Regions from separate parts of the Homo sapiens genome. Here region 1 is linked to region 2. Evidence: chromatin loops called from intact Hi-C (ENCODE). Cell type or tissue: Calu3. All regions are shown on one strand. Each heading gives the region's core, and the rest is flanking DNA. Links, peaks and the distances in the headings are about the cores only. Region 1 overlaps GPCPD1 (glycerophosphocholine phosphodiesterase 1). Region 2 overlaps TRMT6 (tRNA methyltransferase 6 non-catalytic subunit).

Region 1 (16,259 bases), core at 3,122-11,121, 370 kb before region 2:
TGTTCACACAAGACACATGTAAACTGAAATTTCTACAATATTCATCATTAATTTGAAATACTCACATACTAGCATGAATGCAAGATATGTTTTATTTAAAGGGTCCAATAAGCATTGTGCTTGGTGGAGGAAGCCACAATGAGATTTCAATTTAGCTTATTCCATTAAAATACAAAGACAGGAATGAAAGAATTTTTTAGATAGGCATAGAGAGTATAGAATGTGCTGCATAGAGAATTACTTACCCTTTGCTGGCAGATCCATTTTATTTCAATGTTAAACCCTACATCTTCTGGCAAAGACTCTAAAACCTACAGTTTTGTTTGTTGGTAAATTTTGTTTTTGATGAGATGGATAGCAGAATAAGAAAACAAAAAAAATACAATTATTACTAAAAATAATAAGAATTTATCATTAGTAGCAATAAAATGTTTTGTGCATAATGCACAAACATATTTTGTCATACTCAAAGTGACAACCTGGTAGATGATTATGTTAAATAAGGTCAAAAGAAATTAAGCAGCAAAAGCAGGAGTCTCAGGCACTGTCTGTGATAACTGACAAACACAAAGATGGTCCTTAACCTCAAATCCTTTTCGCCATTACTAGTAAACATCCAAAGTGAACTCTAACACAATAGGCAACATCATGAATTCAAGACATTTGTCATGTATTCTACACTGCATTTGGGGATGTCAATCTACTTGCCTAAAATCTATGAAAAACCATGATGTTTAGATTGTTTTGAAGGTGATGATGCTAAACAAATCCCATAACTTCCTGAAAAGATGTATCCCCAAAATGAAAACATTATGCTACAGCTCATAAATCAAAAAAGTTATAATTTATATAAATGACAAATGCTATCAGTGTATCTAAACTAAATTATCTAGACACTTTGCCATCAGATTATTTTGGCAGTTTTAACTAGAAAATGACATTGAAAATATGAAACTTGGTTAGTAACCTCCAAAGAACGGACTTGTTCAGTCTTAAACAAACATGAAGCCCAGACATATACATAAATATGCTCAGGGCAAAATGAATTTGACAGAGATTATGTTATATTATTATTATTTTTGAGGCATAGTCTCACTCTGTCACCCAGGCTGGAGCACAGTGGCACAATCTCAGTTCACTGCAACCTCCACCTCTGGGGTTCAAGCAATTCTCCTGCCTCAGCCTCCCAAGTAGCTGGGATTACAGGTGCCTGCCACCACGCCTGGCTAATTTTTTGTATTTTAGTAGTGATGGGTTTCACCATGTTGACTAGGCCAGTCTGAAACTCCTGACCTCAGGTGATCCACCTGCCTTGGCCTCCAGAAGTGCTGGGATTACAGGCGTGAGCCACTGTGCCCGGCAGATTATTTTAGATACTTCAAAATTTTAGGTATCAAAGAACATGTATAGCACATATGGTATTTAATTTTTAACAGCAAATAAATGCATACAAACAGAATAATATAGTGGTAAGAACACAGCCCAGGAGTCTGGTGACCTGGCATCTAGCTCTGGGCCTACTCTTAACCAGCTGCATGTAAAGTACAGCATCTAAAACAGTTTGTATTCAATTTTGTGTGGGACTTTTTTAATTTTCTCCTATATCTAAAGACTTATTTAACGTATCTGTCATATTTTTGCTGGACTAATGCAAAATGAGAAAGACTAGGACAATATATTAGTGTTGAGATTGCTAAAAGGCAAATTTGCCAGAAAAGTGTCTATATAATGAGATTATATTTGGTATTATTTTGGCGTTAAAATTTCTTTTTTTTTTTTTTGAGACGGAGTCTCGCTCTGTCATCCAGGCTGGAGTGCAGTGGCGCGATCTCGGCTCACTGCAAGCTCCGCCTCCTGAGTTCACGCCATTCTGCTGCCTCAGCCTCCCGAGTAGCTGGGACTACAGGCACCCGCCACCACACCAGGCTAATTTTTTATTTTTAATAGAGACGGGGTTTCACATGTTAGCCAGGATGATCTTGATCCCCTGACCTCGTGATCCACCTGCCTCGGCCTCCCAAAGTGCTGGGATTACAGGCGTAAGCCACCACGCCTGGCCAAAATTTCTTTGTGATTGAATTATAATGGCAAAGTGAGTAAATGAGTTTGCGTGTGTGTTTTAACTTATTTGACTAAAAGGCTGTCAAACCTGTATCACAATTTAAAATTTTTTTCCTGGGAATCATGAGATTTCTAAAACACAAATGATTTTAGAAAATTGAATTAGAAGAAATGATCTTACTTAGATGGGCTTCATAAGTACCTTAAAAGTTATACAAATTACATTTTACTTATTTATTTATTTTTGAGACAGGATCTCTCTCTGTTGCCCAGGCTGGAGTGCAGTGGCACAATCACAGCTCACTGCAGCCTCAACCTCCTGAGCTTAAACTGTCTGCCTGCCCTGGCCTCCCAAAGTGCTGGGATTACAGGAATGAGCCACCATGTCCCGCCAAAAATGATGTTTTAAATGCACTAGGATAATGTTCATTGCAGGGGCTCTCTTTTAGCATCCTTTTTGCAGAATGAATAATCAATACTTAATTTACCTTTAACCACTGAGATTTTAATGATTTAGATTGTTTTATGAACCCCTCAAGAAATACATACCTAAATATTTTAACAAAATCTTCATTATGGTCACTTCTCTCCTTTCTAAATCACACACACATTTCCATGCACGTGTTAGCAAGTAGCTAATACAGTAGATAAAACCCATTAAGCTAATAAGCTCCACTCCCCAAATAAGAATTTCCACATAATAGTAAACTAAAACTACCTATTTTTGCCTAAGAAATCTACTATACCTGACACGAGCAGAAAAAGACAACGAGAAAGACCAGAATTTAGAAACTGGAGTCGGTGGAACAAAAGCAGAGCCAGCATCTCCTTGGCATCTGTGTGGGCTTTCCTGATGCTGTCAAGGGTGTTCCCGTATTAAATTGTATCTAGTTTTTAAGTCTTCATGCTAGTTTTTGTGTGAAGATCTATTTTTTCAGAGTGAATTTCTGAAATTTCAATATCATCTTAAGTAAGAGGGGCACTTATTTTCTTTGGTTGAAGAAACTCGCTTCCCTCTCAAAACTAAGGAACAGTTTAAAATATTGTTAAAAAAAAAAAACCAAAAACTGCCTCTCCCACCATCACCTTTCTCTAACTCCTATACCTGTGCCCTCTCCTTCCCATTTATAAACAGAAATATATGGATTTGCTACTCTTACCAAATTACCATACTGAGATGGGAATTTTTATTTATTTGAATAGAAGTTACTCTTGGGGAAAGAAAAAAAGTAGCACAAGTATACTACACAAGAATGAATCTTATTGGCTGGGTGTGTTGGCTCATGCCTGTATTCTCAACCCTTGGGGAGGCTGAGGCTGGGGGACAGCGTAAGTCCAGAGGTTTGAATTCCCTTGAGACCAGCCTGCGCAACAAGGTGAGACCATCTCTACAAAAAAATAAAAAAATTAGCCAGGCATGGTGGTGCACAACTGCAGTTCCAGCTATTTGAGAGACTGAGTGAGGTGGGAGGATCGCTTGAGCCAAGGAAGTTGAGGCTGCAGTGAGCCCTGATCACGCCACTGCACTCAGCCTAGATGTCAAAGTGGGATTGTCACTCACACACACACACACAAACACACAAAGTATCTTCTCTAAAAGGCACCAATGATGATAAATTCATATTAACATTGTCTTTAACACAGCCTTTTTAGGATCCTTTTAAGAAACAAAAGTAAATTATTCATACATGACAAAGTTAATGATAGCCTTGCCTTGGTTTTCCTCAATAACTTACCATCTTAAGAGAAGGAAATGGCTGATTTTCTGAAAAGGAATTTTCCTCCTGAACCACAGATTCTGAAATTTTAAAACACAAAATCTCAGTAAATAAAATGCCACTATATCACTAAGAGCTTTCTTAAATCCTTAGTGCCAAAAAAAACAGGGAAAGAGAGAGAGAGTGTGTGTGTGAGCAAGCGCGAGAGCATAAGTAACTCTGAGATCCCTTTTTTTTTTTTTAATAGAGGTAGGGTCTCACTCTGTCATCTAGGCTGGAACACAGTGGAATGATCATTGCTCAATGTAGCCTCAAACTCAAGCAGGCTCAAGCATTGATCCTCCAGCCTCAGACTCCCGAGTAGCTATGCCCATAGACATGCACTACCACATCCAGCTCATTTTAAAAATTTTTTTGTAGAAATGAGGTCTAGTTGCTCAGGCTGATCTTGAACTCCTGGCCTCAAGCAATTCTCCCAACTTGGCTTCCAAAACTGCTGGGATTACAGGAGTGAGCCACCGTGTCCAGCCCCTATATATAGTATTTTTTAAAGGCTCTTGTATGTATTAAACATCAAAAACCCATTTTCTAAATAAGCATCATGAAAACCAGTTTGCAACGATTAATAGACACCAGTCTGTAGACCCAAGAGTGATTATTTTCTTATAAAATTTGTACTAAAGTACTACTCTTTAAAAAGTAGTCACAAGCTGTGATTTTGCTATTTCTCCAGAGAATTAAGAGTTGTGTGATTTTGCTAAGACTACTATTTGAAATACTAAAATCAGCTCAGAAATTACAAATTAAGAGAATATACAGCAACTATTGTGCTTTTGTTATTATCAATTAATCAATATAGACTAAAAAAAAGAATTATTTTCCAAAAGTGGAAAAAATTAAAATATCAAGTTTTTCTTAAAAACACACATACAAAACCTGTATTACAAATTCAAAGACAAAATCATGTATAATTTTCCAGCAGAATAAACTAAAGGTAAAATTCATTTTATTACTAAGACTCATAAAATATCTATAAGCCTATATAGTTACGTTTATGCTCTGGGTGGGGATAATCTTTGGTCTTAAGCACTTCACAATCTTTATAAAGATATTAAAACTGTATGGTTATCACAATTACAGATAAACACCTATATCTATAGTACACCTACTATATGTACAGCACCATCAGTCTCTGGGAATATAAAAACATTTTCCTACCCCTGAGGGGCTAACACTCTAGTTGAAAAGACAGGACATATATGAAAATAAAGGATTTAAAATGAATACAATAAGCCTCATATGAATGGCACAGCCATTAATTTCTATGGGAGTAGAAAAGTGAAGTGAAATTATAAAGGGATGTGGTAGGCAGGACAAAGCTTGCCCACGGTCATAACAGGTAAATGAAGAGCTGGTTCAAATTGACCCTGTAGCCGGATTCTATAGTTGATTTACTTTCTACTTTGTAATGGTTAAGAATGTTTGGAAAGATTGATAAGTATTAACACTTTGATCATCAAGCTAAGAAAAGCAATGCAATGGTTACTATACACATGATATATATTTAGTAGAAAACAAATGCAAATTCATTTCCGAACTATAAAATTACATTTAGAAGGCCCAGTATTATACTCATAAAAATGACCAAGTATCAAGTATGTGCTAAAATCGATTTTAAAAATCCTATTAATGCTAACTACAAAAGGAAAACAGTGTTTCCATATTGGTACATACCTTTCCGATCCTTAGATTTCAGTGCAGTCACATGAGTGAGCTAGAAAGCACACAAACAAAATGAAATCAGAAAGGAAGCCTTAGCTTATGAAGAGATGGTTAACAGAAAATATCCTGAAAAACTAGCAAGATAAAAAAGCCTATAAAACGTAGAACTATCAGTTTAATAAGAATAAGCACTAGCCACTATATATATTTTATATGTGCATACACATTTAAGATAATGATCAAATACTCAATTAGGGAAGAATATAAAAATTCTTCACTAGATAACTGTTAATAGGGAATCATGCATTTATTTAGGTTCCTAATAGGGACAGGAAGAGGTACCATGTAAAATTACATGATACAAAATATTCAAAGGTATTGGAAATTAACATATATTTACCAACTATTGCATAAAAGGCCTATTGTAAAATAATGACCATTATATGAAGAAGGGCTACTGCAGAACAGAAGCAACCTAAAGATTATGAATGAGAAGGGCTAGCCACTATGGCCTACAAAAACTTATGGTCTAGTTCGTTCCTTCATAAATACAAAAACCAGTGGGGTCCATGGAAATGGTTGGAGAAGACAGCTGGATCGATACAGAACCCTTCTCCCAAACAGAACAGAATACCAAAGCACATAGTCTACACATTAAATTTAACAGTCATCCCCATGTGCAAAGAGAACATAACCATATACAAGCAAGTACAATAGTCCTAAAGCTAAGGGATAATTTACATTTCATGTTATTATTACTACCTTTAACAACTGGAGTTGGTCAAATGTTAATTCTTTTACTGGAATTTCAAATAATTCAACTGGATCAGCATCAAATTTCTAAAAAAAAAAAAAAAAGAAAGAAAGAAAAAGAAAGAATAAAGAAAATTAAGAGAAAAGTAAGCCCTAAATTATTACTGAATGCTTACACTAGACAGGCCTAGCAACTCTATTTACTCAACAATGAGAATAACTGTTAGTAGCCATACTGAGCCCATGCAGGACAGCCCTTCTAACCTAACACCACCTCCCAGCCCTTATATTCTGGCTTTCATTTTTATTGCAGTGTAGAATACCTGGAAGGAAAATGCAGCTGGCAGAAAGCTGTAGCGCTGAAGACAGCTGAGGATAGAACCAGAAGTCAGTCATCTCCCCTACTTCCTGTTATGCTGTCTATACATTTTCTTTGATACTTATCCATACTACGTGACTAGAAATCAATATGAAAGTACTATATAAAATTTATTTCTGTAAGTTTCTAATCTTTTCGAAGACTTTTAAACATCTGATTAAAAACAGCAGACACACCAAATGTCATGAAAAAATTGTCTGATTAGCTATAAACCATAATACTTAAGCACTCTGAGCTACCATGTTTCCCCCACAAGCAAATCTGTTGTATTAGGTTTTAATGTCTATCAAATGATCAATGTCACTCTGTTGAAGGCACTTCTACAGGAAATGAATTAAGGTATCACCAATAAATCATCTGTCCAACAAATATACTTAGTATATATATATATATACTTAGTATATATATATACTAAAATCCATCACATATATATTCATTCATATGCATTGGTATGAACCTGTACATGCATAAAGTTTTTCTGGAATACACAAGAAACTATTAAAAGTAAGACAGTAAGAACAAGGAAAAACAGGAAAGATTTATTTCTCATTTCATAATCTTCTGAAATACTTTTTTTTTTTCTAATGAAGATGAATTGTTTTTATAAGAAAAACACCAGCTTAAAAATCAAAATTCAGTATAAAAGTTCATTGCTTTCATTTCTCAATTAACTCATTCAGGTTCAACTTCAGATCAAGATATAGCCTGGTGAAAATGGGGCATTAGTAATATTTGAACTCTCATTGATTTTCAGAAGTAAACTGTAGCTTGGCCGGGTGCAGTGGCTCACATCTGTAATCCCAGCACTTTGGGAGGCTGAGATGGGCGGATCACCTGAGGTCAAGAGTTTGAGACCAGCCTGGCCAACATGGTGAAGCCCCGTCTCTACTAAAAAATACAAAAATTAGTTGGGCTTGGTCCAGCTACTTAGGAGTCTGCAGTCCTAGCTACTTAGGAGGCTGAGGCAGGAGAATCGCTTGAACCCAGGAGGTGGAGGTTGAGCCAAGATCACATCACTGCACTCCAGCCTAGGCAACAGAGCGAGACTCGGTCTCAAATAAATAAATAAATAAATTGCAGCTAGATCAATTAATCTCAATCTTGGCTAATAAGATCATTTATCACTTCACTCTTTCTCATTTATCTTTTCATTAATGTTCTTCCATGACTAAAACAACCTGTTCCATGTGTTTGGTCACTCTACTCATGTAATCTGAATAGATGCACCTCCTTCCTTTCCTCCCTTCCTCCCCTCCCCTCCCCTTCCTTCCTTTCTTCCTTCTTTCTCCTAATACCATTTCGCAGAAACAAAAGGGTCCTTTCCTATACATAATATATACATCATAATAATCCAACCCCTAGGAACTCTGATTAAAATTCACCAGCAGGTGGTGCCAGGGTCTTTGTCACACTCTTTAATACAACAGACAGTATCTGGTACAGTGATGCTAGCCAACTAGACTAACTTTAAATCAACTCAGTTGGAAATTAATACCCAACACAGTTTTAGAGTCTAAGTCCCCGAGAAATCACTTGGTTACATAGTATACTGACGTTTAGGGACTATATCATTATCATGATTATGTTTGTACAAAAACAATTACAGTTTTTTTACAGCTATGTAAGTTTTTAAATCTCATTCTGGATCCCCCCCCGCCATTATGCCCTCTTCTCCATTCTTCTGGTCCCCTACTCCAATTCAGGCTTACCTTTCCTGTAGCCCACATTGCTGCTCGCCCTGCCTGCAGTCTCTGTCCTCTGAAATTCCTATTTCATCAGCTACCAAAACATTAGTCTTGAACATTTCCCTTTTCAGCTAAAAAGTATTTCCTACCCCCCTAGTTCTTGAGTCTAAACCTCTTCACTGAGGCCCTCCACCATCTAACTCCAAACCTCTTTTTGAATTTTTCACTGTGGCTCACTAGCCTTATTAATTGAAGAAGCTTGAAGCAGAAACAGCTGGAATCCTAGAAAACAAACACTATGATATCTTCCTCTCTTGCCTCAATATAGTAGCATAGACAGACCGCTACAGAAACCACCTGGAATGTCCCTTTTTTGTAACATAATAAAGTATTTTCAGCAATAGAGACCCTACTCTAGGAAGGCAGTATTCCCAACTCATCACTGTCTCAATGTTGCAAGAGCATGAGAGGGAAGGACTGGCAGTAATTCACCAAGAAAATGAATTAACCAATTCTATTTAATAAGTAATTAAAAATATAAAAAAACTTCCTAGTTTTTAAACCTTTTACTTAACATTAAGAGTTTGAAATGAAGAAATTTCAACGTACCTTTTTCATAGTCAAACAACAGGTAAGATCATGATATACCACGGGCACAAAGTCCTTTGAAAGGTGTACGTCAAATTCTACAAAGGCTGCACCCTGACAGAAGGAAGCAAGTATTTGAAAAACATTGCCTGGTACACAGTACCTCTCAAACTGCAAGAACGTAAGAAATTTTTGTTCACTATAAAATTACAGACCTGTACAAACTTTTTCTAAAAAGTAATGTATTCTCTTAAAACAATGGGTTTTCTCTTTTGCAAAAGCACAGCTACTTTTTCCTGGCAAAAAAAAAAAAAAAAAAAAACGGACACAGATTCACTTCAAAACACTCAGAGGCACCGCAGTGGCAGTGAGACAGCCTTCGGGGCTGTTACTTCTGCAACTGCTATTGGCAGAAAAGGAACCCAACAAAAGCCCCAAGCTCAGGGATCCCACACATTGCTGCCCACTGCCCCTGCAAACCTTAGCTGCACAGCTAACATGAAAGATTCAGTGAGGGAAGGAATAAGCTGCAAAGTGCCTTAGCTCGGCTCCTTAGGGCACCTGAGCAGTCCACTGTACAGCCTTTCTCAGCAAAATGTCAGTACGGAATGAAAGAGGAAGCCATAACTGCTGATGAACAGACAGAGACAACAGAAACAGGAAAAAGATGATGCTCATGTCCGGTTTCCTAATGAAAGCCAAACAAATGAGGAAGACATGAATTATAGTTAAAGCCAAATTTCTAAAAAGCAGATCCACACAGAAGGAGCAGGACTGAAATTAATTTAAAGAAAAAAAGAAAGAAAGAAAGAAAAAGGCAGATCCACTCACCCCTATGAATTAATTCAGTTAAAGTCTGTATGTCATAAACTGACATACAAATATGTACCTTTTCTGAAAGGCCAGCTGCGATAGAAGGAAGCAAGGTTTGAAAATTCTGTAACACTACTTTACTGAAAAGATGGGTGCATTTCTACCCCTTACACTGGCTCTAAATTGTCAAGGGGTAGAACTCAACTTGGGAATACACATGGATCACAGACTAGAGTCAAAGGAGTTCAAGAGTCTGGCGAGGAAGCCTACTTCCTTGCAGACTTCCGAAGCGGGAAACTTAGCACCTCTTATTTTAAACAAGACAATACCAAAACCCTTTCTACCAAAGAGGACAAACCCTACCATTCCCAAGTAGTTCTAACTATTAAACATTTTAAGTTGTAGCTTTCTAATTTTTTTGGTTTTAGACAACCATAATCCTTATAGAAAATAATTTTAGTAGAAGACAAAACTTAATCCCAAAATTCATCATGAGGTTTAAGTAATAAGCCAATAACAGACCGAAACATCTTCATAGATATGTATTTAACATTAAAATAAGCCAATAATAATTAAAATAACACATCTGAAAATGTGATCCCTGTGAGTTATAAAGGATTTCATTAGAATATGGAAGAAAAAGGCTTAATGAAATCCTCTCTCAAAAAGCACATATCTAAAAATTATTGGCAGGGTGCAGTGGCTCACGCCTATAATGCCAGCACTTTGGGAGGCTGAGGCAGTCAGATCACCTGAGGTAAGAAGTTCAAGACCAGCCTGGCCAACATGGCGAAACCCCATCTCTACTAAAATTACAAAAATTAGCTGGGCATGGTGGCAAACGCCTGTAATCTCAGCTACTCGGGAGGCTGAAACTGGAGAATCGCTTGAACCTAGGAGGTGGAGGTTGCAGTGAACCAAGATCATGCCACTGCACTCCAGCCTGAGTGACAGAACAAAACTCCATCTCAAAAAAAAAAAAAATTTAACAGGGTCATCACACCGGCATGATGGTTCATGCCTGTAATCTTAGCACTTAGGGAGGCCAAGTGAGGGGATCGCTTGAGCCCACAAGTTCGAAACCAGTCTGAGCAACATAGTGAGATCCCGTCTCTACAAAAAATACAACAATTAGCCAGGTATGATGACACATGCCTGTGGTCCCAGCTACTTGAGAGGCCAAAGCAGGAGGATCATTTGAGCCCAGGAGGTTGAGGCTATAGTGAGCTATGATCCTGCCACTGCACTCCAGCCTGGGTGACGAAGCCATCACGTTTATAGCTAATGAAATGATGTTTAGACTAGCTATGACAGTAAAACTGGTTCCAAATTAATTATAAACTATAGCCTAATAATATTAATAAATATCATATTTTCAACAGAAAGATAAAACAATCTACTAACATTTTAAACATTAAAATTATGATCAATTCAAGATGTCATGAATTTTAAAATGCATTATTTTATATACCACTAAGAGGGGGAAATAAGCTGTCAATTAAATTATGACTCAAAGCTAAGTTGTAAACCCATTCCAATTTCCAAGAGGCTAAAATATTTTAAAAGTACACCTTAGAATAGATGTTAGTTCATATAAGTAATAAAGCTAAACACTGACTAACCAAGTTTACTTCCCGAACTATTTTTTACAAGGCAAAGTTGAGGGCATATGGAGTACACTGTGGAAAAAGTGGAAATTAAAAAATGAGATGTTCCTCCATTTTCCCCCTAGTTTCACTTTGGAATGTGAGGCGGTCCAGACAAGTACAGAGGAATAGGGGAGAAAAATCTCAGGTTATTGATTAAAAATGTCCAAGTTGCAGTTGCTGAAAATACTAACAGCTAAAAAACAGACTCTAACTGGATTAAAAAAAAAAATAAGGAGTTAAGGAAGACAAGTTGGTATGCAAGGGTGGAAACTGATACTTTTTTATTTATTTATTTTTTAAAAGAGATAGAGTCCAATTCTGTCACCCAGGCTGGAGTGCACTGGACGGATCATAGCTCATTGTAGCCTCAAACTCCTGGGCTCCAGCAAAGCTCCAGCCTCAGACTCCCAAGTAGGTGGGACTATAGGTATGAGCCACCACACTCAGCTGATACACTTCTTTCAAGTGTTACATAAAATCACCATCAAATCTTTCCTTCTTTTTTTTTTTTTGAGACTGAGTCTCACTCTGTCATCCAGGCTGGAAAACGGTGGCATGATCTCAGCTCACAGCAACCTCCACCTCCCAGATTCAAGCAATTCTTGAATTGCCTCAGTCTCCCAAGTAGCTGGGATAACAGGCGCGGGCCACCATGCCAGGTTAATTTTTTGTATTTTTAGTACAGGCTGGGTTTCACCATGTTGGCCAGGCTGGTCTTGAACTCCCAACCTCAGGTGATCTGCCCATCTCGGCCTCCCAAAGTGCTGGGATTACAGGCATCAGCCACTGTGCCCAGCCAGCATTCTTTTTTGAGATAATAAATTTTGAGTAATTGAGACAAAAGAAAGTTCCCACTAAGCATTGGTTTTCACTACCTGAATAATGTGCTTATTCAGATACTCACTTTGGAAAAAATGCCTTTAGAAAGATTTGAGCCCAGGAGTTTGAAACAAGCCTGAGCAACATAGTGAGACCCTGAATCTACAAAAGAGAAAAAAATTTAAAAATTAGCCAGGCATGGTGGCACATGCCTCTAGTCCCACTACTACGGAGGCTGAGGTGGGAGGAATGCCTGAGCCCAGGAGGTTGAGGCTGCAGTGAGCCATGTTCGCACCACTGCATTCCAGGCCCAGGTGACAGAACAAGACCCTGTCTCAAAAAAAAAGAAAAGATGCTTATGGTTCTATTGTCTTCATTCCGATCTTCACCATGGATCTGAATATAAATGCCAAGAGATATTCCCCTAACTATTAATAAAAACTGGAGGAGACTCCCTGATCCATATTTCTCTACCTCAGCAGTCTAAAGTTGTTTAAAGGTTACTTACATGACTAGCAGCATTTCTTAAAGAAGCAATAGTATTTTCTTGAACTTTAGCCAGCCTGAAAAGAAGAAATACAGTTAACATAGACTATAGAGAAGATAAAGAAACAAATGTAATAAAGAAGCAAAGTGTACTTTCAACAATGGGAAATGGTACTTATTCTGTATTCTGAGGCCAGTTTTGACATCCCCAAAATATGACTATGGCTGTGACTAGGAATTTATTCCTTAAATGCAAGCTCTGACAATGATAGATATTTACAAGCTGAATACCGACATGGCCAACACAACATGCACTTGCCTTGTACCATGGACTTTTTTCTTGGAGACATGTAAAGTGATCAATAAAAACAATCCTTTTCAATGGCAGAAGAAATAGAGACATAGAAACCTGCTCCTTGCAATACAGCCTCCAAAGGACTTAATACTGGCAGACTGTGGGGGAATGAGAAACAACTGACACACACACAGGATAGAAGTATGGAAACTCTATTCATAATAAGAACAGAAAGGGGGAAAATGTATTGTTTAAGATGGGGCCTGAGAAGTTGCGGTGGCTCACGCCTGTAACCCCAGCACTTTGGGAGGCTGAGGCAGGCAGATCACTTGAGCTCAGGAGTTCAAGACTGGCCTGGGCAACAAGGTGAGACCCGGTCTCTACAGAAAAATACCAAAAAAATAGCTGGGCATGGTACCACGTGCCTGTGGTTCCAGACACTGGGGAGACTGAGGTGGGAGAATGGCTTGAGCTCCGGAAATTAAGGCTGCAGTGAGCCAAGAATGTGCCACTGCACTCCAGCCTGAACGACAGAGACTCTGTCTCAAAAACAAACAAATAAAAAAGGTGGGGGCAGGTGAGGGTGCTTCTTCCTTAAATAGTTATTTTTTTATAGACCTTAAAATTAAAAAATCCTAATGATCTCCACAGCATCACTTTAAAATAAAATGGGGAGGGATTAAAATTTACAGTAGAAAATCTGTGGCATGAGCTATCGCACTGGTAATTAAATAAACTTACAAAAGTAGAAGGGGAAGACAACTATTCCAGGCTACAATCTAATGTCTGTTGAGAAGACAGAGCATCTTTCGTTGAGGTCCAAGTTAACTAATATTCCTTGAGTTTAGTCACACTTTTCTAGACTTGGGATAATGTTGTCCAAATCTTTGCATTTTATAGATGCGGAAACTCAGACTCAGAGAGGGCAACACGTCAAAAGTAAGGACCATGACACAGACACACACACTGATGCTCCCAAAGCTTTCTGCACCAAGCTTTCCTTCCTGCCTTTCTACTTTTAATGTCTTCCTCCTTATCAATTCAGTAGATATATTAAAAAACTGACCAGAATCTTAAGGTTGGTCTCTAACCCCAATTACCAAATTACACTAAATTCCCTTGGTAAATAATAAAAACATCATTTGACCTTTGCTGAGAAAACCAGTGTAACTCTACCGAACATAAGCTACACCAAATGCTAATCCTACTCAAATATTCAACTTACTGGGCAGTTGTTGTAGAGTTTCCTGCACCTCGATGGCCAACATCCAATGGTATTCTTGGCTTCCAATACTTGGAAAATGAAGATTTCATGTCACAACTGTATCCTGGTAATGGCTTAATAATTATATAGTCAACTTTCATAGGAAAAAAGAGGGAGGAACAAAAATAAAAATGATTAAAAGGGCCATTATGAGCTACATTATATTTAAATACCACTCAAGTCAGCTTTATCAGTTTCTGTCAAACGGAAAAAAAAACAAGATTCAAAATGTAACAGACATGCTCCTTAAATTGATACTAAAGCAAATTATTAATTTCATCTTTATCATTATCAAATACTTAATTTGAAACTAATTAAAATTCTAACTTAACCTTGGGTTATTTGGCAGTGTCTTCAACCTTACCTCTCACTTTGCCTATTGTTTTCCGGGAATTTCTGCTCATGATGGGAAGAGTAAGAATTCCAGCACTCTTTCCACTCTCAGCAATGGTGGATGATAAGAGACAAGCTGTACCCACATGTCCAGGAAGGGCATCACCCTGAACTACGTGCTCACTGAGATCTTCCTGAAAAAATGAGATTTAAAATAATCTTAATTTTTAAACTTCTACATTACATACATACATATACACACACACACACACACACAGACACACACACACATATCTCCTATATATGAAATGTGTATATATATATTTTTTTTTTCATAAAAACTTCAGTATTTTCGGCCGGGGTCAGTGGCTCACGTCTGTAATCCCAGCACTTTGGGATGCTGACGCAGGCAGATCACAAGGTCAGGAGTTTGATACTAGTCTGGCTAACATAGTGAAACCCCGTTTCTACTAAAAATACAAAAAATTAGCCGGGGATGGTGGCGCATGCCAGTAGTCCCAGCTACTCGGGAGGCTAATGCAGGAGAAACACTTGAACCCGGGAGGTGGAGGCTGTGGTAAGCTGAGATCGTACCACTGCACTCCAGCCTGGACAACAGAGCAACACTCCATCTCAAAAAAAAAAAAAAAAAAAAATTCAACATTTTCAATTTAAAGATCAAAAAGCTCACAAAGTCAACTGAGAATCTCTGGGGTAGAACTGATAAGAGATACAATCAAATTTATATTCATGTGACTTGATGGCTTCTCTATGATTAAATACATTTTCTTTGTACATTTTAAAATATATATTTTTTTGAGAGAGTCTCATTCAGTATAAGCACTGCTCGAAAATTTCTAATCACTTTTATGTTGTTGTAAGACTAAGATATATTTGTAGTGAATTTTTAACATATTCTCTAAAAATGTTTCTACACAAGTGTCACATGGGATAGGAACTCTCTAGGAAACCAAATACTATACTCACTTTGAGATTACACTGGATATTTTATCAGCCTAGTCTATGAACAAAACACTATTACAAAAAATGTTAAACAAAGTAAAGGGAAGGTAGGACATTCAAGATATAATTTATTAAAAGGTAGGTTTATTAAAAGGAAGCAACAAGAAAATGTTCAGGCCAGGAGCAGAGGCTCACACCTGCAATCTCAGCACTTTGAGGGGCCGAGGCAGGAGGATCGCTTGAGCCCAGGAGTTCAAGACCAGCCTGGGCAACAAAGACCCCATCTCAACAACAAAAAAAAAGTTGTTTTTTTTTTTGTTTTTTTTTTTTTTTCTGAGATGGAGTCTTGCTCTGTCACTCAGGCTGGAGTGCAGTGGTGTGATCTTGGCTCACTGCAACCTCCGCCTCCCAGGTTCAAGCAATTCTCCTGCCTCAGCCTCTCGAGTAGCTGGGATTACAGTCACGCGCCAACACGCCTGGCTAATTTTTGTATTCTTACTCTTGACCTCGTGATCCGCCTGCTTTGGCCTCCCAAAGTGCTGGGATTACAAGCATGAGCCACCGCGCCCGGCCAAAAACGTTTTTTTTAAATTAGCTGGGTGTGGTGGTACACACCTGTAGTCCCAGCTACTTGAGAGGCTGAGGCATGAGGATCACTTGCACCCAGGAGATTGAGGCTGCAGTGAGCCCTGATCATGTCACTATACTCCAGACTGCGCAACAGAGCAAGA
Region 2 (16,259 bases), core at 4,526-12,525:
TTGAGACCAGCCTGGCCAACATGGTGAAACCCCATCTCTAATAAAGATACAAAAAAAAAAAGCTGGGCATGGTGGCGGGCACCTGTAATCCCAGCTACTTGGGTTGCAGTGAGCGCAGATCAGGCATTGCACTCCAGCCTGGGTGGCAGGGCGAGACTCTCTCAGAAAAAAAAAAAAAAAAAAAAAAAAAATATATATATATATATATATATATATATATATACATATATATATATATATATATAGAGAGAGAGAGAGAGAGAGAGAGAGAGAGAGGCTAGGCATGGTGGCTCACACTTGTAATCTCAGCACTTTGGGAGGCCAAGGCAGGTGGTTTGCTTGAGCTCAGGAGTTTGAGACCAGCCTGGGCAACATGGCGAAACCCCGTCTCTACAAAAAATTTAAAAATTAGCCAGGCATGGTGTTGTGCGCCTATAGTCCCTCCCTACTCAGGAGGCCAAGGCGGGAGGATCACTTGAGCCCTGGAAGTTGAGGCTGCATTGAGCCGAGATCGTGCCACTGCACTCCAGCCTAGGTGACAGAGTAAGGTCCTGTCTCAAAAAGAAAAAAAAAGGTAGAGCTTTTACTCTGCTGACTCTGTTACTAAGTAGCTCTGACTTTGGGCAAGTTACTTTTCCTCTCTGAACCTCAAGATCATCAATGAAATAAGATATTTGTCTCATTGAGTTGTTACAAGGATGATAGAGTTGATGCAAAACAGAGCAGTGCCTGGTGTATATCAACGGCATAGGAAGTGTTAGCTGCTGCCGTAATCATTCTTGCAGCTTCTTAGGACAATACAGTTGGACAATTCCCCTTCTCCCTTTTTTTACCTGTCATTTAATTCCTCACCCTTGGTGGCTTCTACTTGGTTGATTTCTACTGTTTTCACAGTTTTGGTAAAGAGTTATTCTCTGGAAGGTGGTGCAGAAGAGAGTAAGACCTTCTCTTTACTCTCTGAAGGTTGGATAATTAAGTCTATGGAATAAACTGACCGTAGGCAGATTAACAGGAGAAAAAAACATTTTAATTACATGCATAGGCCCAGGAGTCCCACACAATAGAAGACTCAGAAGGGCCAGATGATTGAAGTTTTTATAGCATCCTGAGCTACAGAAGAGAATAGGGGGCTTGGGGTTCCTGGGGGACACAGTTATGGGAAGGTAGCAGGAGGAATTGTATGATAAATAAAGGTTGTGTTGTTATGCAGATAAAATCTCTCAGGTAATCAAAGTGATCCAGCAGCCTTCTTTTTTTTTTTTTTTTAAAAGCTTAATGAAATTTTATTTTGAAAATATGGCAAAAGTCTAAGGCACTTCAAATATTTAAATACATGTAGGACCAAAGTAAATGTGACACAGTATAAAGGAATCCATAAATACAGAGAACTACACTATATTTCTCTAGAGGCAAATACATAGCCAATTCCTCTAACACAATTCAACCTTTATCATTAGATACAGAATTGTGCAATTATTAACAAAAATATGATAATGTTACATGTAGTTCTTCATGTCTTTAATTAGTATGAAATATAAAAGTTGAAAATACTGTGCCAATTTCATATACTCTTTTTTTTTAAAAAAGTCATATTTACATCTACCTAGATGAAACCAAATGAAAATATTTTCTTTTGTAAGTTTCATAGTTTTTGAGAGTTCTATCTAGCCCAGACTGAAGTTACTGATGATCAACTTTCTTACTTTAAAATAATACAAGAAAAATCAACAAAACTGTGCTGGGATGGAATTTTGGAAGAGCTTTCTAATGGTGCCACATTTGGTAAATATAAATATTTGTGGAAAAATTTTAAAACGTGATGCCAATGAGAACCTGACACTTCTCTGTGGTGGTGGTCTGGGAGTGGAGAGACGGAATAGAAGGTGCCCATTCAGGTCAGGTCAGGTCACAATTCCCTATGGCTGTACATAACAGAGCAGAGACTCAACAGCAACACAGAGTAGGTTAAAGTGCACCGTACGCAGACAGAAGATGGCCAGAAAGGAGGCATGTGTGCCCAGGCTGGCAGTCTCTGCACTGTGAAAGCTTCAGTCTTTAGCCCTGGGCTTTATGCTTCTGTTTGCTGGTGAGCTCAGGCACAATGCATATACATTCAGTGTCTGTCATTCCAACAGGCACAGTTGGCAGCTTAATGGTGGCATTAAAATGGAGGGCTATTTGCATACAATCAATCAAATGAAACTCTGTGGCTTCATTCCAAGCCTAGGGGTGCCCGGAGACTGAGCTTTTGCAAAGCTGATGTGGGCATACAGAAGAACAGTGATGCCCTTGTGCCCCACTTCCAGGGCGATCGAGAGCATGGTGCTGCCATCATTGTCCTGCAGGTGGACGTTGCAGCCCAGCTGGGCCAGCAGCAGCTTGATGATCTCCATGTGCCCGTGCTTGCTGGCACAATGAGGACCATGGAGCCCTTGTCGTCCTGGAGGTTGACCTGAGCCCCACAGGCCGGCAGACCATACACCATGCCGATCTGCACAGTAACTGACTGCAGCATGAGGGCCATCTGCCCCAGCTGACTGGCTTTGAGGCTCACCTTTCAGCCAGAGTTCTTCCCCAACCTGCATGTCCTCTGCTTCCGCAGCTGCGAGGGCCGCCAGCATGATGAAGGTATAGCCCCTTGTTCTGGTGATCCACGTTACACATGTGGGTGTCCAACAGCAGCTTCACAATCTCAAAATTGGAGTGGGACATGCTGTAATGGAGGGCTGTGTTGCTGTTGCCATCTGCCAAGTTGATGACCTAGTAGAGGGCATCCAGGGAGGTAGCCTCAAAAGCAGCTCTGTAGTCTCCCAGGGTGGCTGCAATGGCTAACTTCTGACTGGACACGCAGAACCCCTTGTGCTGGAGGGTGTTCAGACAGAACCTCATATCTTTGCTGGTCACAGCTTTGGGGTCATTTATATTATTTTTCAGTAAGTTGCAAGCAGACAACATTTTTTCACTTAATTTATACCTCCCTCTGATTTTCACCTTCTCAGGTTCACGTTCTTGAAACTGCATTTCATCTTCCACCCTGGCCAACTTGAAACCTTCAATGTTAATGGCATGGTGCCCTTTGGCCATTCCCCAAGTGTCTTCATCCTCGTCTTCTTCAAGAGGATACTACTCAATGACACTCAATGACATCACACTCGTCATCTGACTCAGAAGAAGAGCTTTCATCTGTGTGAAAATCATCACTTGAAGTTGTTGCATAACCTCCATTAATGCCAACAAACTGAAGATTCTTTTTCATGCCATTTGAATCTTTGTTACCATCTTTCTTCTTCATAATGGGCTCCAGTGTACTTTCATTGTTTGTGCATATGGAGGCCAGCGGCCATCTGGTTGTCTGTCAGGTTCACTAGAGACCATGTCCTTTCCTGAGCGGGGAAGGCATCCTGGCTGCTGACCAGCTTTCCTTCTGAGATCCCTACCTCTGAGCAGCCTTCTTCCTGATACAGATACTTTACTAATGTAGATTTCCTTTCTAGATGTACATTTCCTTGTAAAAAGGACAGCTTTTTAGAGCCATTCCTGTGTCTGTAGTTTCTCTGAATAATCAGCTCGAAATATGCCAAAGAGGTATATTTTTGGGTGGCACATTGTGGTCTCCTCCAGTCATATTTTGGGATGGTGTGGGCCGAGCCCCAGCAGAGGCAAAAATAAGACTTAAAATCACGTAGGACTTTTATCCATCAAGGAAGACCTGGTTCTCCTCCTCTTGGCTAAGTCAAGAATTGCCTGTGCTACTTAACCAGATTCTTTTTAGATGAACTCTCTGTGACATACTTTTCCAGGAGCATTGCTGCTTTGTCATATGGGGAGCCCATCAGTGCTATAAATCTGATGGCAAATTTTTCTAAACCTGGACACACACTTCTAGAAGGTTTCTTGCTATCTCTCTGCCTGCATTTTTTTTTTTTTCTGGCCATGGGATTGTGACTGCCTGTTTGTAAAGGGCAGTGATGGGGGTGTGAGGAGGGGAAGGCTGCTGGAGGAGGTAGCTCTTATAGTGGACAAGGGGGGTTGGTAAATACATACCATACTAGTTTTCTGGGGCTGCCATAACAAATCACCACAAAACGGATGGCTTAAAACAAGAGAAATTTATTCTCTTACAGTTTTGGAGGCCAGAAGTCCAAAATCAAGGTGCTGGCAAGGCCATGCTCCCTTCAAAGCCTGTAGAGGAGGATCATTCCTTGCTTCTTCCTGGTTTCTTGCTTCATCCTTGCTTCTTCATTCCTTGCTTCTTCCAGGCCTTCCTTGGCTTGTGGCAGCAGAGCTCCCACTGCCACCTCTGTCTGCACATGGGCACTCTCTCCCTGTGAGTCTGTCTGTTAACATGGTGTTCTTCATCAGGACACCAGTCATATTGAATTAAGGACCCATCCTACTCCAGTATGACCTCATCTTAACTAATTACATCTGCAACCACCCTATTTTCAAGTCAGGTCACATTTACATGTATTAGGGGTTGGGACTTCAACATGTTTTTTTTCTGGGGACACAATTCAACCCATAATAAAGCAGGCCAGCACCCACCCCCCTCAGGTGGAGAGACACTGAGGCACATATTCTGCACTGCCTCCCAGACTTCCTCTGTGGATCATGCCCCAGGTGCCACAGCAGTGACCTGCCCAATAATGCAGCCTTTATTGGCTGCCTTTACCTTTTCCACTGCCCACTGGTGACCCTGCTGGTGTTTCCTGGGATCATCTCTCATATAAACTGCTTGTTTTCAAATACTTGTCTCAGGGTTTGCTCCTGGGGGACCCTGACCTAAGAAACTATCCAAAGTCAAGGCTTATATTATGCCAAATAGTATACCTGCACTTGCAACCCCTTGTCTTAATATATCCTGATACAAGATACTGGGAAATGCTCAGCATGTACTCACATGCACAGAGTACAATGTCTCTTCCTTTTTTCCTATCACAGCCCAGCAGAAAACAAAATCCTTTCCTAAAGAGAGATTCAGGGGCCCAAGGTGAAAAATGATTTACTGTCTATAGGAGAGAAAATAAAACCCAGCAATACACCAAATGCCAGCCTGGCAAATCTCACACACACACACACACACTCACACACTGGGCACTGCTCACGAGGAAAGCTGCTGGAAGCTAGAGTGCAATGCATATGGCACCCCCCAGCTTCCCCCTGGCATCTGCCTTGTTGAGGTTCTGCACATTAGTACATCTTTTCATTTTAGTTTGCAAACACCCCAGGGGAGGGAAACGTGAAGGTGTAGATGGTCTATCAAAGATGAAGGAGACATCCAAGAGAATCCCACCCAATACGTGCTGCTCAGACGGTACAATTAGGATCTTGGGGATGTCACCATTTCTTCAGGAAGAAGTGAAGAACAATCTAGTCCACTGTTTTTCCCACTTTTAATCAAAATAATTTATGTCCATTGTAAAAACATTAAGTAGTCCTGAAAGGCTTATAAATGAGGATTATGGGTTGAATTTTGTCCCCAAAATGAAGAAGTCTTAACCACTGGCACCCATGAATGTGACCTTATTTGGAAATCAGGTCTCCGCAGTTAAGATGGGGTCATTAGAGTTTCTAGTATTATTGGTGTCCTTACAAGAAGACGGAAATTCAGAGACAAACACACACACAGAGGAGAATACCATGTGGAGACAGAGGCAGAGACTGGAGCTATGCCTCTTCAAGCCAAGAAATGCCTGGGTTACCAGATTTTTCTGGTACGGTCAAGGAAGGATTCTGCCCTAGAACTGTCAGAGGGAACACTGCCTCTGCCAACAATTCAGTTTCAGACTTCTGGCCTCCAGATATGCAATAGAATACTTTTCTGTTGTTTTAAGCCACTCAGCTTGTGGCACATTGTTATGGCAGCCCTAGGTATCTAATACAATGAGAAACAATGGCCTCAGTGCCCCATCCTCCAAATCTGTGTGCAGATGCAGCCACCTGTAATTTAACTTTTAGATTTATTTTCTTATTTGAATATATTGTCATGATTTATAATATCATGACAAGTTTATCGAGAAGGAGTTATAACACAGAGCTGGGACAGGAGGAAAGAAAGGGTCCTATTATTACAAAATGAAAATACACACCATGCCACTGTAAAACATAGTATAATCAGGAGGCCGGGTGGGTGGTTCACCCCTGTAATCCCAGCACTTTGGGAGGTCGAGGCAGGCAGATCACCTGAGGTCGGGAGTTGGAGATCAGCCTGGTCAACATGGTGAAACTCTACTCTACTAAAAATACAAAAAAATAGCTGGGTGTAGTGGCAGTTGCCTCTAATCCCAGCTACTCGGGAGGCTGAGGCAGGAGAATCACTTGAACCCAGGAGATGGAGGTTGCAGTGAGCTGAGATCGTGCCACTGCACTCCAGCCTAGGCAACAAGAGCGAAACTCTGTCTCAAAACAAACAAACGAACAACAAACACATAATATAATCAGGAGATTTCAGGTGCTGAAATAATTAATTAATTGCAGTAATTACAATTCTGCAGTCCAGGATCCTGACACTCACATATATGACAGGCTTCACTGAGAAAGTATCTGTTGATGAAAGACCTAAAGAAAGGGTGTGAGCCATGTGGACACCTGGGGCAAGGACATTTCAGGCAGAGGGAATAGTAGGTGCAAAGGCCCTGGGTCAGGAATGTGTTTGGCATGTTTGAAGAAGAACAAGAGGCCAGAGTGGGAGACTGTCGTAGGAGGTGAGCTTAGAGAGGCAGCAGGGGCCAGGTCACGCAGGGCTCTCTGTAGGTCCTGGTAAGGACTTTTGTTTTACAATTGGAGAGTTCTCAACGGATGACTGATAGGATTTGCTTTATGTTTATAACAACACTGGCTGCTGGGTTGAGTGATGGCTGTAGGGGAAGTGAAGGCAGAAACACAGAAACCAATAAGGAGGGCACTGTAATGACCCTGGTGGGTCATTGTGATGGCAGGGTCCAAGGTGGTGGCACTGGGAATGGGGAGAAGTGGTAGAATTCTAGATCTATTCTGGAGACAGAGCTGACACGTAGGGCTGCTGGTTTTGGTGTGGCATGAGGGAATGAGAGGAGAATACCAAGGCTTTAGGCCTGAGCATCTGGGAAAACAGATGGGGAGACTGCAGGAGGGACTGGTTTGGAAGGGTAGAGATGGGGAGCTCAGATTTGAACTTGTTAAGTTTGAGACGTGAATAGATACCCAGCAGAGGTGTTGAGCTGGGTATATGAGCCAGTGCTGGAGGAAAAGGCCTGTGTTGAAGACTGCATGTGGGAGTCATCATCATAGAGACGGTATTTAAAGCCTTAAAACTGGGTGAGATCACCTAGAGTTATATAAATGAGTGAAAGATGGCCTCTGTTTATTGGCTCATAGATTGTTTATTTCTTCATTGCAGGCTGACACTGATTACTGCAGAAGCCAAACTCAAATTTTTACACATCCAATTATTTTAAACAAATTTTATGCCAATTTTTAGCCATTCAGGGCCTTGCTGGTACATACCCGGTGAAACTATACCCAGCATCTGTTGGCCATTGATAACATAGAGCCTTGTGGTTATAAGACCTTAAGTGCGATGTTAATCCCAGCACTTTGGGAGGCCGAGGCAGGCAGATCGCTTGAGCTCAGGAGTTCAAGACCAGCCTGGGCAATGTAATGAAACCCTGTCTCTACTAAAAATACAAAAATTAGCTATATGTGGTGGCATGCGCCTGTAGTCCCAGCTACTTGGGAGGCTGAGGTGGGAGGATCACTTGAGCCTGGGAGGTGGAGGTTGCAGTGAACTGAGATCATGCCACTGCTCTCCAGCCTGGGTGACAGAGTGAGACCCTGTCTCAGAAAAATAAAGCCAAAAACAAAAACACAAACCTCAAGCCGTCCCTGTCCTTCGGAGCTCTCTGACCCAGAGACTCCCCTCTGTACTGCTGTGCAACACCACCTAGACACATAAGCCTTGTTTCTGACTCTCCCCTCCCTCGGGGGTATCCTTGCCTTTCCTCCTCTCCTTCTGAGTAGCAACACCTGTAGTGTGTGCTCTTTGCACAGACTCTTGCTCTAAGGGACATCCCCCTACCCCTATGCAAACCTGTCAGAGTGTCACCATCACCAATAAAATATGTGTGTGCTGCTGCCATCTCATGGTCATGTCTTTCTCTTTGATCAGTCCCCAAATCCTCCAAACACCCTAGGGAGTTAGTGTAGACAAGAAAAGGAAGAAGTGCAAGTGCTGAGCCCTGAGGCATGCCAATGTTTAGAAGTTTCAGAGATGAGGAAGAACCAGTAAGAGAGATACAGAAAGAAAGGCTGGAGAGGTAGGAGGGAAACCAGGAGAGAGTGGTGTTCTAGAAGCCAAGGGAGGAAAAGCCTGGCAAGGAGAGGGATGGACGGTGTCAGACACTGCTGATAGGTCCAGCGGACCGAGAAGGAGCTCTGGATGTCACACTACTGTCCATTGTTGCTTGCTGCCCACACCAAACCTGCTTCCCACTGTGGCTGCTCCAAAGGGCTGCTCTCCCGTTTCCACCAGTGCCACAATCCGTCTCATCACGCCACTGAAATCAGTGATCAGCAAAGTTTTTCACAAAGGCCCAGAGAGCGTGTATTTTAGGCTTTGAGACCATATGGGCTCTATCACAATTATTCAACTTTGCCACAGTGTGAAAGCAGCCATTGACAATACATAAACAAATTGAGAGTGGCTGCGTTCCAATAAAACTTCAGTTTGAATTTCATGTAATTTTCCCATGTCACAAATTTATTTTATTTTTTATTTTTATTTTTTTTACTTTTCCGCTTCAACCACTTAAAAATGTAAAAATCTTTCGTTACAGGCCATACAAAAAACTTGTAGTGGGCCAGATTTGCTGCCCGCTGATTTAAATTAATCATATTCTTTCTTATTTTTATCTCCTTTCTTGAATCTGTCACCATATGACTTTATTTATTTATTTATGAATGACAGAGTCTCACTCTGATGCCCAGGCTGGAGTGCAGTGGTGTGATCTCAGCTCACTGCAACCTCTGCCTCCTAGGTTCAAGTGATTCTCCTGCCTCAGCCTCCCAACTAGCTGGGATTACAGGTGCCGCCACCACACCCAGCTAATTTTTGTATTTTTAGTAGAGAAGGGGTTTCACCATGTTGGCCAGGCTGGTCTCAAACTCCTGACCTCAAGTGAGCCACCCTCCTTGGTCTCCCAAAGGGCTGGGATTACAGGTGTGAGCCACCAAGTCTGGTCTATATAATTATTTAATTTAATTTAATCTAGTTTATAGCTCCTATTTTGTGTCACTCACAGGTGACAGGAGAGCACTGAGAGGTCACTACCCACCTAAGCATTTGATTAAGGAAAAGTATTCCCAAAAGGCAAAAGAATGCCTGCTATCATTTCCCCTGGATTAATTTCTCCACTCTTTAAAGTTTGTTGGCTTAGAATTATAACACTATGTAGACCAAACATCCAACAGATTGACCTACCCCTCTTTCAAAACAAAATATCCACAGCACCTTGTTACCTGTCAAAGCAAAAATGAAATGTCAAAATCTTTCCAGTCTTGTTTTAATGATATCTCAGCTAAGAGTAAAAAAAAAAAAAAACAAAAACAAAAAAGCCCCAGGTTATTAATAGAACTGTAAAAAGGGCCTTCCAAAAGGAGTGGGTAGAGTATGATATTCATTTCCTATGCTTCAAAGATCTTGCCCTTTCTCATAAAAACTCAGATAGCTGTGGGTGCCTAGTAAAGGTTAATACGGTAGTTGAAAGGTTACTGGTTGCTTTTTAAGTAGCTATTCAGGGACTTACCTCTCTCACCATCTGACCTGTGCTACATAGTTAAGTTCAAGGAAAATTATAATCCTTTTTACAAAAATTAATACTAGCCTAGAGGCAACATCATATTTCAAGTTATTAGATACACTCTGTTCCTTTCTAGCACTGCACTTAAAGGCATTACAAAATCAGGATAAAGTGAATCCTGATCATGGATTTTTAGGACATGCGTTTTAGTATTTAGTACTGTTCTTGCAATACTTACAACCAACACTTTAAAACAACATGCAAACACTCCATTTTTTTTTCCCAAAGCTTCACTATGTATTGAGAAAAGGCTATTTTTGGCTTTTCAATATACAACCAATGCATGAATGATTGCTCAGTATTTGCTTCATACAATTTGAGTGTACCTTTAAGCTAAAAAATGCCCTGTAATGGGTGCCATGCTATATTGCCAAGTACCCTAGTCCAGTGGAGGAACAGGATGGATGTTACAGAATGATTTTTGTCTTTGACTTCTTGATTGCCATTCATTAAAGTGCTATTCTACATAACTCCTCTGGTGGCTGGATGTCCAAAAATCATAAAATTATCCGTTCATCTGCTCCAAAGGTGAATGTCCATTTTAAACACAAGACAAAAACATCCTGTATTTAGCTGTACCCATGATGTGCATGCACACAGTCGTGGTTCCCAGTGGGCGGTTCCTGGACCAACAGCACCAATATCACCTGGAAACTACTTGAAATGCAAATGCTCTGTACCACTCCAGAAGTACTGAAATCTTATTCTGTGGGGTGGAGGGCCCAGTGGCCTCTGCTTACCAAGCCCTCCAGGGGAATCTAAGTTTTCCAATGCTAAGTTTGCAAACCACAGAATTCAATCATCTGTACGCAGATTAAGTAAACTATATGAATGAGAAAAAAAAAAAATACAGATTAACTTATGCTGTTGGCATTGGTAAGATGAGTTCACAAGGTAACATGAGCATGCAGGGCCTTGGTAGCTCAGACCCCAGACCCCTTGCTCAAGAAACTCAAGAGAAAAGATTTAGGGAACGGAATGCAACTTGCAAACCAGTAACCAGGAGACCAGCCACTACTGATTCTAATCTATGCAGTTTTCTGTTCTCCTTGTCCAAACTTGATTAGCTACATGTGTGTGTGACACCAGCTTGCAACACACTCCGTGAGGTGCCAATCCAGGCATGTCCTCTACAATAGACAGACCACGTCACAATCGGCCGAAAGCCCACAGGACATCACTGACTGCATCACTGTTAGAAGAATCACAGTAGGAAACATTTTCATTTTTATTTATTTTTTGAGACAGTTTCACTCGTCGCCCAGGCTGGAGTGCAATGGCGTGATGTCGGCTCACTGCAACCTCTGCCTCCCGGGTTCAAGCGGTTCTCCTGCCTCAGCCTCCCAAGTAGCTGGGATTACAGGCGTTAGCCACCACGCATGGCTAATTTTCTAATTTTTAGTAGAGATGGGGTTTCAACATGTTTGTCAGGCTGATCTTGAACCCCTGACCTCAGGTGATCCGCCTGCCTGGGCCTCCCAAAGTGTTGGGATTACAGGCATGAGCCACTGTGCCCGGCCGACATTTTTATTCTTTAATAGCAATTAGGATAAAGGACTCAAAATTGTACTTAGTAATCACATTGGCATAGCACATGCTATTTGGAAAAAAAATTTTTTTTCTGAGATGTTCCTTGCTGTATGATACAGGCCTATTCTATGACAGGAGCAACGCAAACGATGACCATGTTCCAGTGAGCAAGACTCAATCTCTCAAATGAACAAGAGCCTTGGCTGATTCTAAACACTTTCTTTGCTACAGCACATGATCAAATGATTAGAGTTTTTCAGAGCTTAGAAAGGGTAACCATCTAATCATGACAGAGTTCTTCAGCATTAATAATCAAGAAAGGCACTTTAGGGACATTTGACAAGGAATGACACTAATACAATGAGAATTGGTCTAAGTCCTGCACAAGACTTTGATACAGTTCAAATAGACTGCACACTCTTTCTGTCCCCATGTGTACATACATATTCATACAGGTGGTACAATCTATGTCTCCACTTGCATGTGTATGTATATATCTGTGTATATATAAATATATGTGTGTATATATACCAACATCTATATACATATGTGTGTGTGTGCAAATGTGTATCCATAAGACCATAGAGGGGGAAAAGACATTTGTTTCCTTTAATTGAATAGTACACAAAAATTCTAGTCACTTTATTTAGAACAAAGAATAAGAGTATTGGCAAATTAATGCAAAAAAGTACCCTACTAAACCTTTCTATGCACAAAAAAGAGCAGTAAAATAAATACTCAGAACTTTCCCAGGTTGTCAACTATTAAAATAAAACCTCAGCATTTCAAAAAAGCTTATTCCGCTGCAGGAAAGAAGGTGGACATTTTTGGTACCATAATAAATCACACACTCACACATCCATATTGCTTAGGTTGAAGAGAACGGAATGAACAGAGGAAATTTCTTCCATGAATTGCCCTCCTTTCGGTACCCGCCATGTTTTAGTTACGTTGTATTATTCCACTTAGCTTAAAATATAAAGTCTTGTAGAAACACATTTTTAGGATGTTGAAGTTCTCAAGATATTTGCACAGAATATTTAGAAGTACTTAGAGGAGTTTTGTTAAATGCAGTTGGTCATACTACATACCCCATGGTTGCAGTTTTGACAGACCAAATGCATCTGTGTCAGAAATAGACAAAAGGCATATACTCCTCCTTCCTAGAAACGGGTACATAGACATGTTCTTATTCTTGGGATATGAAAAAACAAGTAGTAATGGCATTTAAAGTTTAATTACTAACTGTATAATGCCTGAGAACAAAATTCAGAGCAATTCTCAAAAGGGTTAAGAGTCAGACTCTGGGCATTTTCGTTTTTTAGCTGCAGGCTCCTCAGTCTCGTGTGATTCTAAAGTGCTTGCATTAGATTTGAGGCTGGTGTCTGCTTTAAGGTTGTCCATGGCAACGGTGAAGCCGGAGAGAAGATAACCCCCACCTCCACTCATCAGCAGTTTAGGATGACTTCGATCTGGCAAAACCTAATCAAGACAGAAAAGACATTCATGCTTTCCTAAGACAATAAAGTCCATGCTAACAACACATATACCAAAAATCAGAATTTAAACAACACAGGTTCTCTTGATGATTTAAATGGACATTTTTTTTTCTTTCTTTTCTTTTCCCTCCCTCCCTCCCTCTCTCCCTTCCTTCCTTCCTTCCCTTCCTTCCTCCCTCCCTTCCTTCCTTTCTCTCTCTCTCTTTCTTTTTAAGAGGCAGGGTCTCACTGTTCCTCAGGCTGGAGTGCAGTAGTGAGATTTTGGCTCACTGTAACCTCGAACTCCTGGCCTCAAGTGAACCTCCCACTTTGGCTTTCCAAAGTGCTGGGATTACAGATACGAGCCACGGCACCAGGCTTTAAATGGACCAACTTCTAAGGACTAATTTCTTCACATTACAATGCAAAGAAAAGTGTAGAAATTGGTTTAATTGATTTTCTTTTGAAAAATAAAACTGGCCGGGAATGGTGGCTCACGCCTGTAATCCCAGCACTTTGGGATGCTGAGGCAGGTGGATCACAAGGTCAGGAGTTTGAGATCAGCCTGGCTAACATGGTGAAACCCCATCTCTACTAAAAATACAAAAATTAGCCAGGCGTGGTGGCACACAGCTGTAATGCCAGCTACTCGGGAGGCTGAGGCAGGAGAATTGCTTGAACCCGGGAGGCAGAGGTTGCAGTGAGCCAAGATCGCGCCACTGCACCCCACCTGGGCGACAGAGCGAGACTCTGTCTCAAAAATGAAAAAAAAAAAAAAAAGAGAAGAAAAAGAACTGAAGCAGTTTTCAGTTCAGCCCAGGTTTATCTAGAAACTGAAGCATGTTTCTGGCGGAGAATGGGTAATGGTCTTGGCAGTACTCTAGAACTGTGCATATAGCTTTCTTTCTCCTGGCTTCAGGAAGCTTCATGGCCAATAATGGAGCTTGGGTCTATGGAGAAGTTGCTACTGAATGTACTACACTCCAAACCTCCCTTCCCCGCTACCCTGTTAACTCTGCCAAGGCAACTTCTCTCCTCTTTCTCCTGTAACCTTAGCCAAGACAGACAACCTCCACAAAGGGCAGGGTTACCCAAGGCTCAATAGCATCCCCACTACAGTATGGTAAGACACCAAGCAATGAGACGGGGCCTACGGCAGCATGGAGGTGCTCCCCTCAGATCTCCCTTCATGAGGGAACAGCTGAGAGGCATTCAGGCAGTAGAACACCTCCAGCTGCCGCTCCTTTGGGATCCACTGCAGCATTCATACCGAGGGAGGCCATGGGTTGCTTCCAGTCAGTAACTGAGCATGGGTACCAGAGCTGGAGCATTTCTGCTTAACACAGGGCTCCTTGAATGGCGATCTTTCCACTTGGGCTCGCCATCAGCCTCATGGAGACTTTCTCCAGAGCAGCACTGCAGGCTCTTCCTACCATCCTCCTTTCTCTACCCGCTCCTTGCCCAGGCATCAACCTGCACCACCAATCTTGCTCCCTCTCCCCTTATCTTTCTAAGGCATTTCCCTCAATAAATCTCTTACACTTCAACTTCCATCTTAGCATATGTCTTCCAGAAGACCTGAACTGACACAGAGCCCACCAGTAAATCCTGAAAACTTGCTGCAAAAACATCCTGGCAGAGAGGAAAGGGCCAGTTTCTCATCCACCTGGGAATTTTGCTATTGTCAATTACATCATCCACAGTGATACTGAGGCCTTGGGGAAATAAGAACCATAATGGTTTGCATTTTAAATGCCTTTAGGGCAGAGTTACAGAGTAATATATTCTGACATAACAAGAGAAAAAAAGGGTCACAAAAAGTCAGGGGCATATTCTCTGAGTAACAGCCATGAGAAATCTCCATCCCTGTAGAAAGAAACAGAGACATCTCTATTTTTATTTTGTTTTGTTTTTGAGAGAGGGTCTTACTCTGTCACCCAGGCTGGAGTGCAGTGGTGGGATCTCGGCTCACTGCAGCCTCGACCTCCAGGGTTCAAGCAATCTTTCCACCTCAGCTCCTGAGTAGCTGGGACTACAGGCACCTGCCACCATGCTCGACTGATTTTTATATTTTTTGTAGATACAGGGTCATGCCCAGCCAATTTATGTATTTTTTTTTGTAGAGACAGGGTTTCACCATGTTGCCCAAGCTGGTCTTGAACTCCTGGGCTCAAGCGATCTGCCTGCCTTGGCCTCCCAAAGTGCTGGGATTACAGGCATAAGCCACTGTGCCTGGCTGAGATAACTCTATTTAATGACTTCTAGTACTACTGCAAGGAAAGTCAAGTCTCGGGAGGGCAGCTCTTGGGACTGGCTGTAAGAACACGTACCTGATAATTTCTGAGCCAGGTTTCAGACAGCCTGAGGTTGATGACCCCTCCCCTCTCCCGCAGTTTTGTGTAGCATTCCAACAGAGGCTGCAGACAACAACAGAATTCTGTTAAGAACTACTTCCTGGGATGCAGTTTAAGAATCAACATTCAGACATAAGAATTCCTGCCCATTCCATTCCAGTATTACCTCTTTGTACTGACAGTAGACCACAAACGGCCTTGAAGGGGCCACAAAGTCCAGCAAAGACAGCAGCAGGGGAGTGGGGTGGAAACGACTAGCTACAATTAAACTGTAAGGAAAATGCCAGACAAATTATTTCTCTACACCCTCAAAGTGGAGCACAGGTTTTAAAATGCATTTAAAATGATCATGTATTTAATTTGCATGACTCACAAAGAGAAGAGATTTAAATATAACATTCTAGAAATCCAAAACAGAATACAATCATGAGCTATTTCTTTCTAGGAAACGCGAACTAGGTTAGAAGCTCTTGTGGTACTTGGCAACTCTAAGTCGCATTTAATGACATTCTTGATTTTTTAAAAAAAATCACCTGGAAACAAATCCAACACTGCATAAGCTGCTTTGTGGATATCTGTTATAGCCTGTATCGCAGCATTTGAGTGCCCCATCCCCTGCATCCAGTGGGACCACAGGGCCCATCTTGATGCAGTGATGGAGAAGATTCAATTTCTTCTGAAACCCTGAAACCAGCATCATCAATTCCCCACCCCTGCCAGCCTCAGCCTCCTTTCTTTAAAAAAACCCCCAAGACAAAATCCTCATCTCGGGTCCCACTAGAGTCAAAGCAGACAAGGAGAAAGAGAATGCCAATCTGTCTGAAGCAGAGCCCACATGCACTGAGGAGTCTCCTGCCTTCTTCCATCAACGCACCCATCTGCGTTTCTTTCACTCAGCAGAGCGGCAGCCTCTAAATGTCTTTTCCTCTGCTCTTCTTGTCTCCTCTGTTTTTCCTGAATCTTCAAAAAGAAAAATAAGAAATCAATGTACTGGGGTCTTTCAGTCAAATTTATGGAAATGCTCTGGCCTGTCAAAACATTTCAACAATATTTATCAACTT

The links. A loop is a pair of places that touch in the nucleus more often than their neighbours do. Peaks named below come from ENCODE experiments on the same cell type or tissue, not always from the same donor. Only the 100,000 strongest peaks of a DNase experiment are listed, where the experiment ranks them.
Region 1: it touches region 2 in a loop (3-fold over the local background); 25 of 110 quality-filtered maps call a loop at or near these places.

What each region holds. Positions count from the first base shown.
Region 1 is chr20:5,561,220-5,577,478 of GRCh38, forward strand. It overlaps GPCPD1 (glycerophosphocholine phosphodiesterase 1), which reads right to left. Exons shown (of 20, transcript NM_019593.5): 9 at 14,597-14,759; 10 at 14,194-14,326; 11 at 12,696-12,750; 12 at 8,928-9,020; 13 at 6,264-6,341; 14 at 5,514-5,553; 15 at 3,798-3,859; 16 at 246-311. Among named protein-coding and RNA genes, the nearest start is that of GPCPD1, 42 kb to the right of the region's middle. In Calu3, for the core only: no CTCF peak of the experiment used is centred there; a DNase peak (open chromatin) is centred at 8,032.
Region 2 is chr20:5,925,879-5,942,137 of GRCh38, forward strand. It overlaps TRMT6 (tRNA methyltransferase 6 non-catalytic subunit), which reads right to left. Exons shown (of 11, transcript NM_015939.5): 8 at 16,073-16,158; 9 at 15,365-15,467; 10 at 15,175-15,261; 11 at 11,350-12,848. The coding sequence ends at 12,657. It also overlaps the pseudogene KANK1P1. Among named protein-coding and RNA genes, the nearest start is that of TRMT6, 17 kb to the right of the region's middle. RefSeq lists silencers at 8,070-8,119, 14,055-14,243. In Calu3, for the core only: no CTCF peak of the experiment used is centred there; no DNase peak of the experiment used is centred there.